Regions from separate parts of the Mus musculus genome. Here region 2 is linked to region 1. A link is a loop called in an ENCODE intact Hi-C map of the cell type or tissue named here. Cell type or tissue: left cerebral cortex. All regions are shown on one strand. Links, peaks and the distances in the headings refer to the core of each region. The heading gives the core; the rest is flanking DNA.

Evidence for each region. Peaks named below come from ENCODE experiments on the same cell type or tissue, not always from the same donor. Only the 100,000 strongest peaks of a DNase experiment are listed, where the experiment ranks them.
Region 2: a loop joins it to region 1, with 3.0 times the contacts of the local background. A loop is called at or near these places in 2 of 42 quality-filtered maps.

The regions. Positions count from the first base shown.
Region 1 is chr11:67,683,142-67,689,293 of GRCm38, reverse strand. It overlaps Gas7 (growth arrest specific 7), which reads right to left. Exons shown (of 14, transcript NM_001109657.3): 14 at 302-5,956. The coding sequence ends at 5,843. It also overlaps a transcript of Glp2r not described here. Among named protein-coding and RNA genes, the nearest start is that of Rcvrn, 9.1 kb to the left of the region's middle. In left cerebral cortex, for the core only: no CTCF peak of the experiment used is centred there; a DNase peak (open chromatin) is centred at 3,041; H3K27ac peaks cover 909 bases.
Region 2 is chr11:67,805,568-67,811,719 of GRCm38, reverse strand. Dhrs7c (dehydrogenase/reductase (SDR family) member 7C) reads right to left here. Exons shown (of 7, transcript NM_001013013.2): 3 at 1,825-1,937; 4 at 55-265. Among named protein-coding and RNA genes, the nearest start is that of Dhrs7c, 10 kb to the right of the region's middle. In left cerebral cortex, for the core only: a CTCF peak has its summit at 3,463; a DNase peak (open chromatin) is centred at 3,472.

The DNA of each region.
Region 1 (6,152 bases), core at 530-5,529:
GAAGCAGGAAGTCAGGGGTGGGGTACACAAGGCTGGGACCACTAGCACTGTGTCCATGTGGACATTCATGTCCTGGTGTCCTTTGTCCTTCTGCTGTCATCAGGACTGAACCCATCACTGGTGTGTAGAGCCCAGGAGGGAGGTAGAGACCTCTCGTAGGAAGGAAAAGTGGGTGCCCTTCTAGGAAAGAGGGTCCCTATGGGACCCATCATCTCTGGAGAGTTTATTTTTTGTGGGATGAATATAAGCATCTCAAGTGTCCACGTAACTGAGGGAGGAAAAAGGAAGGATGGCACTGAAATTCCTGAAAACACTTTATAACGGTGTAGGGGCAATTATACATAGCAAACGCCGTCAACATTTAAACTCTAATTTAAACATTTAATTCTTCAGAATTAATACACACAGATGCTATCATGGGGTGGGGGAGGCGTGCAGCCTCCATCGGGATCAGAGTTTTGACAACGTTACTTACAACTTATATTACATCCATTTTATTTACTGGTCCAGGCAGCCGGAGCATGGAAAGATATACAGCGTGGAGTAAACACATTCATCCTGGGTGAGGAGTTCTGGCAGGAGACACTGCTTTTCAACATTAAAAATGTATAAAGTGTTTAGCAAAAGTTACAGAAAACGGACCAAATGAGCAAGTTTATTTTGTTAGAAAATTCCACTTTCGTGGGGTTCGCTGATGTGCTCGGGTTGCAAGGGAATGCTTCGGACATCTCTTCCCGCCCCCCCCCCCCCCCAGGGAAGGGAAGACATACAGAGTCGGGCCCTCACCCAGGTTGGCTGGTGTCCCTTGGAATGTTGGTGCCTGGGTCCAAGAACCTGTCTGTCAAGGAAGCTGCAGGAAGGGACAGGTGAGTACGAAGAAGTCCTGACAGGGTGTGACCTTAGGATGTGGAACAGACTGAGAAGCAGGGCAGGGCCAGTCTCAGCTCTTCCCTTCTGCCTCGGTGCCATACTGTGACTCTGGCCCTTCACACTCTACCAGCACAGCCCTATTAGAAACTCTCCTTAAACACAAAAGGCCCACATCCCTATTATCACCCAGAAAAGGATCTAAGGGCATCCACATTCCCCAACCAAGCCTCCATAGTTCAGACCCCAAGAGCTACACTCAACACTAGAATATTACAGCGATTGATCCTCCATTCCTGGTGGAGCCTGCCCCCTGAGAAGAAGGTCTTTCACCTCAGAAATGATTAACCAGCAAAAGCCCTTCCATAGCTGCTTTGCCTCCTATCTCAAGACCCCCGGGTTCTGACTCTCTAGATCTGGCTCTCACCTGAACCGAGGAACATTCCCGTCTACCTGGAGCTTCACAAGAGCCTTCTCGGTCCACCTTTCACTCAGCAGTATCTAACAAAGACAGCTTAGAGGACTAGGTCCCAGAGGGCCCCACCCTCAGCCTGGCCTGGCCTCCACTTAGCTTGGGCCTATCTCTGCCACTGTCTAACAGGTGTAGGATCAAGCTAGTCTCAGTATGACTGCTGGCAAATCAAACTGCAATGAGCAAGAAGGACTTGATCAGCGGACCCTGTGTTTACAGTTGTCCTCGCTCCTACGACAGACCCTGAAGCTACTGGTACTGACTTATAGCTTCTTCAGGGGTCCTGAGAGGAACTCAGTAATTCTCTCAGCTTGTGACATGATTTAGTTCCATTTGGGTCTACCTAGAAATGTGCCCTTCGTGAGGATTTCTGGTCACAGCTGTGGAGATGATCCAGCTTACATATGACCACATGCATAGGGTGCAAATAGGCAATGGGGAGGGAAGAGACACAGGGGGTAAAACCCTCAAAGGCTGTTTAGAACAAGCACCCTCAAATGGCAGATGGCAAAACAGATTCTGGGAAGGGTCAAGCTATACCCAAGGGCCAATGTTCAATAAATTACAGAACTACCGAGGACTGAGGTGACAGTCCCCTGAGGGAGAGGGTCTTCTTTTACTGAGAGATTTACTGCTGCAGCAGTGGAGAGTGACATTCAGTTGCTGCCCCTTCCTGCTTCCTTCATTGAGCCCAAACTAGAATCACCAACTTGAGGGCACAGCTGGGGTCCGTGGAAGGAGCCCCAGCAACATAAGAAGCAGTGGGTTGGAAGCAGTTATACAAACAAACTGGAGATTTGGGGCTATGAGTTCCAGGGCAAAAAAAAAAAAAAAAAAAAAAAAAAAAAAAAAAAAAAAAACCAACTCGTTTTAAAACTAAGAAAATCCCGAGGCCCATCCATATGATAGAATACTACTCAGCAGGGAGAGGAGACCCTCTACTGACACACATGACATCATGGCTGACCCCACTTACATGGCATTGTAGGAAAAGGTAAGATTGAAGGGGCAGAACATTGAACTGGTTGCTAAGAAAAGGGGAATTGACATGGTGACATGCCTATCTTGGTTGTGGTTAAGGAGATCAGTTTGTAGAACTGCATTCCTTGAAAAGGGGGTGGAGAGATGCTTTGTGGCATGGGAACAACTTTGGCAATGAGGAGGTCTCCAGGCTAAGCCATCAGGCAGCTGTCATGTTCCCTTTCTTTATATCTGTAAAGCGCCTTTCTTAACTTTCTAGTAACAGCAGGTCTTCAGACTCCCGTTTAAATTCTTCTTGTCAACTCTACTCATGGATGGGAACAAACCCCCAAACAAGCCAAGGTCTTTTGACACCTTTTGAATTTTATGGCTTGTATTTCCATGAAGGGGCTTTGGCTGAGCCAAGATTCTCATGCACCCATCTTCTACCCTGATAATTGGCTGGATTTCACGGAGGGGATACACACAAACCCTTGTCACAAATTTGGATACTTTGCTTCAGCTATTAATCAACCATTGCGGAGATCCTCCTGAGTCAACAGGGTCTTGTGTGGAGGTAGAAAGGTCACCCCATAGCAGAGACAGCCCAGGGCTGCCATCTACATCCTTCAAATGGCCTGTGCACTGTGGGACTGTTCAAAAGTGCTAGAAAATAATGAAGGGTAACGAGTATCTCTTCCTGGAGGTTGCCATGGTAACCAACCCATTTTTGAAAGTCATTCATTTTAGATTTAAAAAAAAAATCAGGGTTTTGCAGACAAAGCTTAAGTGTATTGGCACTCCTAGGTGGGGGCAGGAAGAGAGGGCTGTTGCTGCTCTCAGTTTGGACAATGGATGCTCTCCCACTCTTAAATAAACCCAGCCAGGTCCTCTCAGAACCTATGCAGTGACGTGTTCACAAAAGCAAGGTAACACAGGACTGGGTATAGCTAAGTGGTAAAGCACTGGCCTAGACACGTGACTCTTGGTTGGGTCCCCAGAACTGCAGAGAGACCAAGGACAGCAGCCTGAACACTCAACTCAGTATGCACTTTCAGGTTCTCAACCGTCATCACCTTGATCACTGGGTGCTGTGAAGGTAGTTGGACACTCGACTCTATCACGATCATAGTTCTGGGTATCATTTCCTGGCACCCCCCTCCTCCATGTTCTTACCCTCCCTATTTGAAGCCATTTCGGAAATTGAAGCTGCGTATGAGTTGAGAGTTTGGTAATAAGGAGACTGGAATCTTACTGCTGTGTCAAGATCTCTTAGCACAGTTAATACTTCAACAATCCCATTGGGTGGGGTGGAAAACACATTGTTTCTTCTGTCCAGAAGGGTCAAAATGCACCTGTCTACCTGGGGGGTGGAGTGAGCTGAAGGGTGCCCTCATAGACACAAGGCTAGTTCCAGCACTCAGCACCCAGTTCCAAGCATTCGCCGAGAAAAAGAGTGTGCAGATGAAAAGATGGATGTGAACCAGCATACAGGCAGGACCACTGAGAATGCAAATGCACATAAAGGATGCTCAGGAACTGGCATGTAGCTGGTACCACCGAGAACTCAATGGGCAGAGTATCCAAGAGGGAGAGCCAAGTCTATCTCAGGAAGAGGCGAGGGGTTCGCACAGGACACTTGAGCGCTTCCTCGCATGACAGAGCTGCAGTCTGCGGTCTTCAGGTGAGGGATTACAGATTGCTTGTCTCTAACAAAACTCTTCATGAATGAACAATGGAAGGGAGGGGATCAAAGAAGGGAAAGGCATGTGTGGATAGATTAGAAAGGAACCAAAGAGAGAATGGCCTCAGATGGAATAGGCTCACGTCAGCCAACTGGGGTTATGCTGGAGGAAGTGTCATCTCGGGGGACTCTGAACCTTTTGGATTGGGGGTGGGGTGAGGGAACAAAGTCATGAGCTACACTGTGATACCCAACCCCCTGTGTATGACAAGACTTGGAGCTTGACCATCACTCACAAACTAGGTTGCTAAGCCACAAAGCAAATTACCACTAGCACCCATTTTTTTCTTTTAATAAGGAAATCAAGAAATAATGTCCTACTATCAAAGGCTGATGTCACAGTTCATGCTGAGCACAGGTTGGTGAGATGTCCTCATGGTGGCCTTTTTGGCTGAGATGGTTCAGAAAGGAAAGTGACAGTGCTTAGTTTGCTTGAGTGTGTTAGGCATCTTGCTAACAACCATGAGAGATGGTTCTGTGGATGGGCTGCCAGAAGGTCCAAGATTAGTAAGCTATCCGTGATGTGCATTGTGAGACTGAAAGATGTGAGTGGCATTTAGAGGATTTTTGCCCTTGGAGAAGATAGACAGGTCAAATACAGAGTCATCTGTGGGAAAGATGAGAAAAAATGTCCCCCCTCACCCCCGTACAAGTTTCCAGCTAGAATTCTTCACCCCCCTACCCACTCACCTTGTGACTCCCCAAAGTTCCTTCGCTTCCTGTGTAGCAACTACCTACAGCCATGAGAATCTGCTCCACTGACCAATGACAGTAAGGGGGAAAGCAGTTCCTCCCTCATTGTGCACACCCACAGCTGGAGCCATTCTAGAGAATAACAAAACCCAGCTCTTACTGTTGTCACACAGGGCCTGAAGTCAGCACAGAGGAGTGCTGGTCAAGGGTGCGACAGTGTTGAGGGGCGGGGGGGGGGGCATGTGTCAAACAAGACTTTGTGAGACTCCACCCCTGAAGTCTTTGAACATGCACACAGCTGTCTAAAGACTTTGGGAAACATCAAGGGTTGTCAGGGTGAGGTGGGGAGTTTCCTCCTTGAGAAAGAGGTTGAGGGAAGGGTAGATTGGGACTTCGTGGTAGACTTTACAGCCAATGCCTGATCTGAATCTGAAATTCAGATCTGGAATGCTAGATCTGGAATCTGAGACTGATAGGAGCCATGATCTGTTTGTGCCAACTGAGGTAGTTCCATTCTGACCTCTCCAGATTTGGGTTGGGAAGAAACTCCACCCCTCTTGTGGGGGGGGGTGTAAAAAATAGATGTGGGCTCCCAGAATGCAAAAGGGTGGGGAGTCGGGAGGACTGATAAAGGTTGTGGGTGCTGGGTGTGAACTTCACTTTGCCTCCTGTCCTTGATTCTGATCCTGACACTGTTTGCAGACAGAGACACCGCCACCCTCCCTCTTTCATAGTCCTGGAGATGACAATCGCACTAGAGGACAGGCCTTAGATACCAGGGATACAGGTGTGTGATGGCCACCCCTGTGGAACTCAGCAGGGACCCTAGGGTTCTAGCCTCAGTTGGTTCTCAGAGGGACACGCACAGCATGGGAGTTGGAGGGGGAGGCTTCAGTCTTCTAGGTGAAGTCAGGGCTGTGGGTCCACCATTATGGCCTGGAAATACTGGGGAGTCCCTGGCCGGGCCCTCCTCCTCCTGGAATCACTGGCTCCTTTCTTCCTTCTCAGTGTATAGGTTAGCAGGTAATAGGGCAGATACAGCCCCTTCTCCATGGGACCCTCAGCCCCTCTCCTCAGCAGGAACCCCCCGGACCATACAGTCACTTCTAGATCTCCATGTCCACTGGGCGGATGTTGCCTGTTTTGTGCTCTCTGACCCATAGCTCTCTGTCTTTGGCTGGGTCCACTTTTCGCAGCAGTTGGTCCACAGGCTCGACTGTCTGCAAGGGGGCACAGAGGGAGGGTCATGGTCAGAGGTGGCGGCTGAGCTGGAATGTCTCCTGTGTCCCATGCTGCTGCAGTTGGAGAGCCACCTCAGATCACCCTTTCTAGAAGGTTCCAGGGCTCCATGGAGGTGGGGTGAGAATGAGAGTGTGTAGAATGCTGAGAGGCAGAGCTAGTCTGTAGATCCCTGGC
Region 2 (6,152 bases), core at 391-5,390, 120 kb before region 1:
TCCCATAGAATCTAGTGGTTCACAGACCCGGAGGAAAAATGAAACTCACAGGACCTTTGGTTAAAGTGATGGGTCCGAAGTAGTTGGCATCCATGATCTTTTTGTCAAGCTCCAGGGAAATCTTGTGGGCAGGCCCCTTCACTTTCACGCTGGCATTGTTGATGAGGATGTCCACACAGCCGTAGCAGTCCAGGACCTCTTTGGCCACATCTTGAACACAGCTAATGTCTGAGAGATCCAGGAGGACCAGCTTGGGGGTGAATGTCTGTTGGAGCAAGGAGAGAGTCAAGACATGTTTGGGATTACATCCTTGGCGATGTTGGGGGACCTCAATCAAACAGCTACCCTGCTGAGAATTCAAAGTCATCGAATAAGTAGAAAAACAAACCAAGACAACCGGGAAGATGTAAAACAACTCTGAGTTGAAGGAGATGGCTGGAGAATCTTGGTTTGGAGACCAGGCCAGCAATTAAGGGTGAATATACAGTTGTTTGAACTTGCAGCCAGGACTCCTCAGCCGATAAGACCATTCTTGACAACTAGGTGACTCTTTGGAGACTACGAACTGATTCTAGTACTGGCATCATAACTCTGAGTACTACTGGTTTCTTTTGGAAATTGCTTACCAATTTGTTTTATAATAAGGCAACAAGAAAATCCAGCACGGCCGTTGGCAGGCATCCTTTGTTTTGGATCAAAATCGTGTATTCCATAGAGCGCTTCTGAAGCATCAATTATGTACTGGGAGCTGTACTCAGCTCTGGACACGTGCTGTCCTCAAGGTGTTACTGGTTTAGAAGTAAGGATGGGGGCAGGGCTTGGTAGTATCCTGGAGTCAAGGCAACTTGTGGCAAATGCTAGTTCTGATATACACCCTCGAAGAGAAGGTTCCCACTGAGGGTCACATATGTTTGGGAAATAGTCATCGATTTTTAAGTTCTTTGGGGGAAATACATACTAGCATATCAAAGGCTCTGAACAGTCCAGCAGTAAAGAAACTGAGACAAGCTGGACTGGAAGCCAGCATTTCCCACACAACTTGGTTTTTACCCCAAACCTAATAACATCCCAAGAAAGGCTCCATGTAGTATTCTGTGTGTTTGTGGTTAATCTGTCTCCTCATGTGCCAGGGTTGACTCTGAATTCTTTTGAGCTGTTTGCAAACACCAACTTCAATCTCAGGAGCAAGGAATTTCTTTTCTTTCCAATTTAAATCCCAAAGAGCGCTGAAGGCAACTCCTCTAACCTGGATAGCTTACGAGGGGCTTCCTTGACTTCTTCCTTGCAATTATGCCTTGTGTTGTTTGTTTGTCTTTTTCCTTGTCTTTGTCTTTATCTTTGTTTTGTTTTGTTTTGTTTTGTTTTGTTTTGTTTTGTTTTGTTTTGTTTTCCAAGACAGGGTTTCTCTGCATAGCCCTGGCTGACCTGGAACTCACTTTGTAGACCAGGCTGGCCTCAAAGTCAGAAATCCGCCTGCTTCTGCCTCCCGAGCGCTGGGATTAAAGGCATGCGCCACCACGCCCGGCGTTTGTTTGTCTTAATGTCACCTCTACTTGTAGTCTCAACCCACTTCTGGGACACCACTATCTGTGTTATTTATAAGTCTGGCTAACACAGACGTGGGGGATCAGTGCCCAAGCTTCACCCTGACAAGTGATCAAAACAAGCCTTTTGCTGGGCAAACAGGCCTCTGTCAGGGTCTGTGCCATCACCGTCACCTCTGATTTCTCCAAAGCCACTGTCACATTTCCCTGTAACTGTCCCTAACAATGACGAGGATCAGGGTATCCAGAGGTTCCTCAGGCTGTCTGGAGAGAGTCTTACCTTGCTGGGGTCAGCCACACTGGTCAAGGTGGCATAGAGGCTCTCCAGTCCCTCCCAGTTCTTTCCACACAGCACCAGCCTTGCCCCACCTGCATGGAACACCCGAGCACACTCTGTGGAGGAGAGAGAAGGGAGGCAGGGTTTACCTTGTGAATGGAGCTGTAGAAAGGAGTTCCTGTCTTAGGGACTCCTGATGTCACATCTATCACCATGAGCCTCTCCTCCTAGAGGAGTCATTTCATTTGATCCCCTCCTCAGGCTAGATGTTTTAGGGGTGCTGAGGATAGAACCCCTACCTTGCTTGTGTTACTCGAGTGCTCCAGCACTGAGCTGTAGCCTAGGCTAGGATGGTTTGGTTGTGTGCTGTGCTGCGTTTCTAGCCTCAGCTTGGTGGCTTCTGTGGAGGGAAGCTTGCAGCAGAGAGCAACAAGTCTCTGCTTTGCTGGGTAGTTCTGATGATGAAAATTTCTTATGGAATGGGAAGATGACTCTGTCACTAGCCTTTGAGACCACAGTCTTAGGAACACCTCAACCTATAGGTATTGGTAAGAGCTACCATGTTAGTTCAGACCAAGTACCACCCAGACCTCCATATTCCTCTGTGGATAGAGACTCTAGTCAAGGGTCTTTGCTTACAAGACCCTTCTACACGAAGAACTGCAGGCAACTAAGTCAAGCTAGGAGCAGGACAGGTGACTTTCCTCAGGTGACTTTCCTATATATATAAAATAACTACACCAGAGCTGTCTTCAGACACATGAGAAGAAGGCATCGGATCCCATTACAGATGGTTGTGAGCCACCATGTTGCTGGGAATTGAACTCAGGACCTCTGGAAGAGTAGTCAGTTCTCTTAACTGCCAAGCCATCTCTCCAGTCTCAAAAGGTTTATATTTATATTCATATTCATGAATATACAAAATACACATATGTTTACAATAACAGTTAATGAAAGAAGAGACCATGAATTCAAAAGAGAGTGGGAGGGACATATGGGAGAGTTTGGAATGAGGAGAGGGAGAAATGTAATGAAGTTACAATTGCAAAAATAAACAAAAAGAAAAAAATAGGTGATGTTGTTTTATGCTCCACTCTGAACTAATTCTTGATTAATTTGATATAGGCCTTTCCTTAATTTTTAAAAACATTTATTTTCATTTATTTTGTATACAAGTTTGTATGCATTGTCATGTGCATGCCAAGGTACATATGTGGAGGTCAGAGGACAACTCGAGGGAGTCTGTTATCTCCTTCCACCACACAGATCTCAGGGACTGAACTTAAGTCACCAGACTTGGTGGCAAGCACCTTTATCTCCTGAGCTGTCTCTAGGGCAACACCGGGTAGATACAGGACATTCACATGTAAAAATAGCTTGATACTTTACAGCAGTAAAACCTCCTATGTTCAGACAGTTTATTTGTTCTAGGGATGATTGAGAGAGACATCTATGCATTTGCTCCGCTAATCCTTATTCTGGTCATCCAGGGGAGGGTCTTGCCTAGGCTGGGTCTTCTAAAGCAGTGGCTGGAATGGAGTCCAAACCATGGCAGAGCTTTCTCACCTGTGTGAGAGGAGCAGCCTTTGCACACCATCAGCCATCAGCTGCATGCATTGTCCGCTCAGGGAAGTGCCTAGATGGCAGCACTTCTCCATAAGGTGGCATTCACTGGCACAGGATAAGTCTCAGAGACTTAGCAGCCAACATTCACAGTACCGGAAGGATGGATGAACATAGAGGAGTGCACCAAGCACTATCTCTGACAGAGGCTCTGAAAGCACTCACTCGAGCGTAATATCTAGTTTTGTCTCACTTTGTACCAGGAAGTTGTGGACCTCAGTTGATTGCAGACACTTAAAAGGACAGCCCAGTAAAATGGGTGTTCACCAGAGGCTGTGTATTGTTATTTAAATTATTCTCTTATATATTACATCCTGCCAACAGTTTCCCCTCCCTCCACTCCTTTCAGTCTCTCCTCCTACCTCCTCTTTCTCCCATATCCACTTCTCCAATTACCTTTAAAAAAAAAGAAAAAAAAAAGAAAAAAAAAGAAAAGAAAAGAAAAGAACAGGCTTCCCGGGAATATCAGTCAAACATGGCTCAACAAGTTGCAGTAAGACCAGGCACACCCTTCATATCAAGGCTGAAAGGAGGCAACCAAGTAGGAGGAGAAGGGTCCCAGGTGCTGGCAAATGAGTCAGAGACACCCTCCACTCCCACTCCCACTGTTAAGAGTCCCACAACAACACCAAGTTATACAACCATCAGGTATATGCAGAAGACCTAGTCAAGACCCATTCAAGGACTGTGTTTATTGCTTCAGTCTCTGTGAACCCTATGTGCACTGTTTAGTTGACTCTGTGGGCCACGTTCTCACGGTGTCCTTCACCCCTCTGGCTCTTACAATCCTTCCCCCTCTTCTTTTGCAGGGTTCCCGGGAGCTGCCTAGTGTTTGGCTGCGGGTGTCTGCATCTGCTCCCATCAGTTGCTGGGTGACGCCTCTCTGCTGACAACTGGGCCAGGCACTGGTCTACGAGTACAGCAGAATATCATCGCAAATCACTTTATTAACTTCTTTTGAGCTCTTCTACCTTAAGCACAGCAGCTCTCAGTGACCTTGTGTGACCTTGTGGGAATTTGCTCCTGTAGACTTAGAAGTTTGATTCAGGCAGAGAGGAGGAGGTCAGCTGGACAGGACAGATCCTGGGGTTTTCTACGTGGGCATCATGAACAGGGGCTTTGTGATACTGGAGAGAACCGGGATGCCGGATGATGCAAGGACAAGCAGGCACAAAGGTCAAAGGGTTGCTGGGGAAGAAAGGGAGATTGCACTGTCCTTGGATCTCAATGGGAACAAAAACAGGTGCACTGGCCAGGAGGGTGGCTCAGTGGCAGAGCACTTGCCTAGTTACTATGTGGGAAGACCAGAGGTTGATCCCAGCACTGCAAAAAAAAAATGAGCTTAAGACAGGTGCTCTGAGAATAACCGAGGGAGTGGGAAGGAGGAAACAGTAGCTCCTCACTGAGGGAAATCTGAACCAAGAGCCTACTGCATACCAATGTCACCAAGAATTGTCAGGTCTTCAGGGAGAGATGGTTTCCTCTCAGTTTAGGTGTTTTATTAAGAAAGGAAGTTGGGGCTGAAGAGATGGCTCAGTAGTCAAGGGCACATAACTGCTCTTGCAAAGGACCTGTGTTTGAACCCAAGTGTGATTTCCATCACCCATGTCAGGCGGCTTTCCACCACCTGAAATTCCAGCCACGGGGGATCTGACTCCCTCCTCCAGACTGCCCGGGACACCTACACTCATGTGTGCACCTCCCCATATACAGCATTAAAAATTAAGGATAAAAATAGAAGAGAAAAGGAGACATCTGGGATGAATGTTAGTGACAGAACATTTAAAAGATATTACTTATTCTCTGTGTCAATTTGATGCAGGAAGCGAAGACCCCAGTAGGTCTTAGAAAGTGACAGAGTGATTCTAAAGTCTATGCGGAATGACTCACACACTTTAATCAGAAATGTGAAGAAAAGTGAAGACTATTATGGGGATCTGAAGTGGCACTATTAGGAGGTGTGGCCTATTTGGAGGAAGTGTGTCACTGTGGGGATGCATTTTGAGACCTCCTCCTAGCTCCCTGGAAGCCAGTCTCTCCTGGTTGCCTTTGAATCAAGATGCAGAACTCTCATCTCCTTGTCCAGTACCATGTTGGCCTGCATGCTGCATGCTTCCTGCTATGATGATAATGAACTGAACCTCTGAAACTGTAAGCCAGCCCCAATTAAATGTCTGCCTTTATAAGAGTTGCCTTGGTCGTGGTGTCTCTTCATAACAATAAAAGCCCTATCTAAGACAACTATCTTGAAAAATGTCAGTTACTAAAATAAAATATAAAACTGCCAAAGCTAAAGCAAAATGTTAATAGTTCCAGCATAAGTAAGAACTATCGATAAAAATGATGAGAATTCACTTCCTGTATGATCAAGTTCATTTATTAAATAGGTGAGAAAAGAATATGTTACTTAAAAAATATTTGAGAGCAGGGCTCGGTTGGTGAGATGGCTTAGTTAGAAGAAGACACCACTCTTGCAGAGGACCTGAGTTCTCAATACCTGTGTCAGCCAGCTCACCTCTAAGTCTAGCTCCAGAGGATCTCATGCCCTCTGCTGGCCTCCACAGGCATTGCACTCACTTGCACATACCCCCCCCCCCACCCCCCACATACACATAACTAAAATAAAATGAATCTTTAAAAAATAGTATTTGAATGCCTACTTGGGAGGGAAAAAGCTAGTTGCATTATTTTATAATATACTAAGTTGA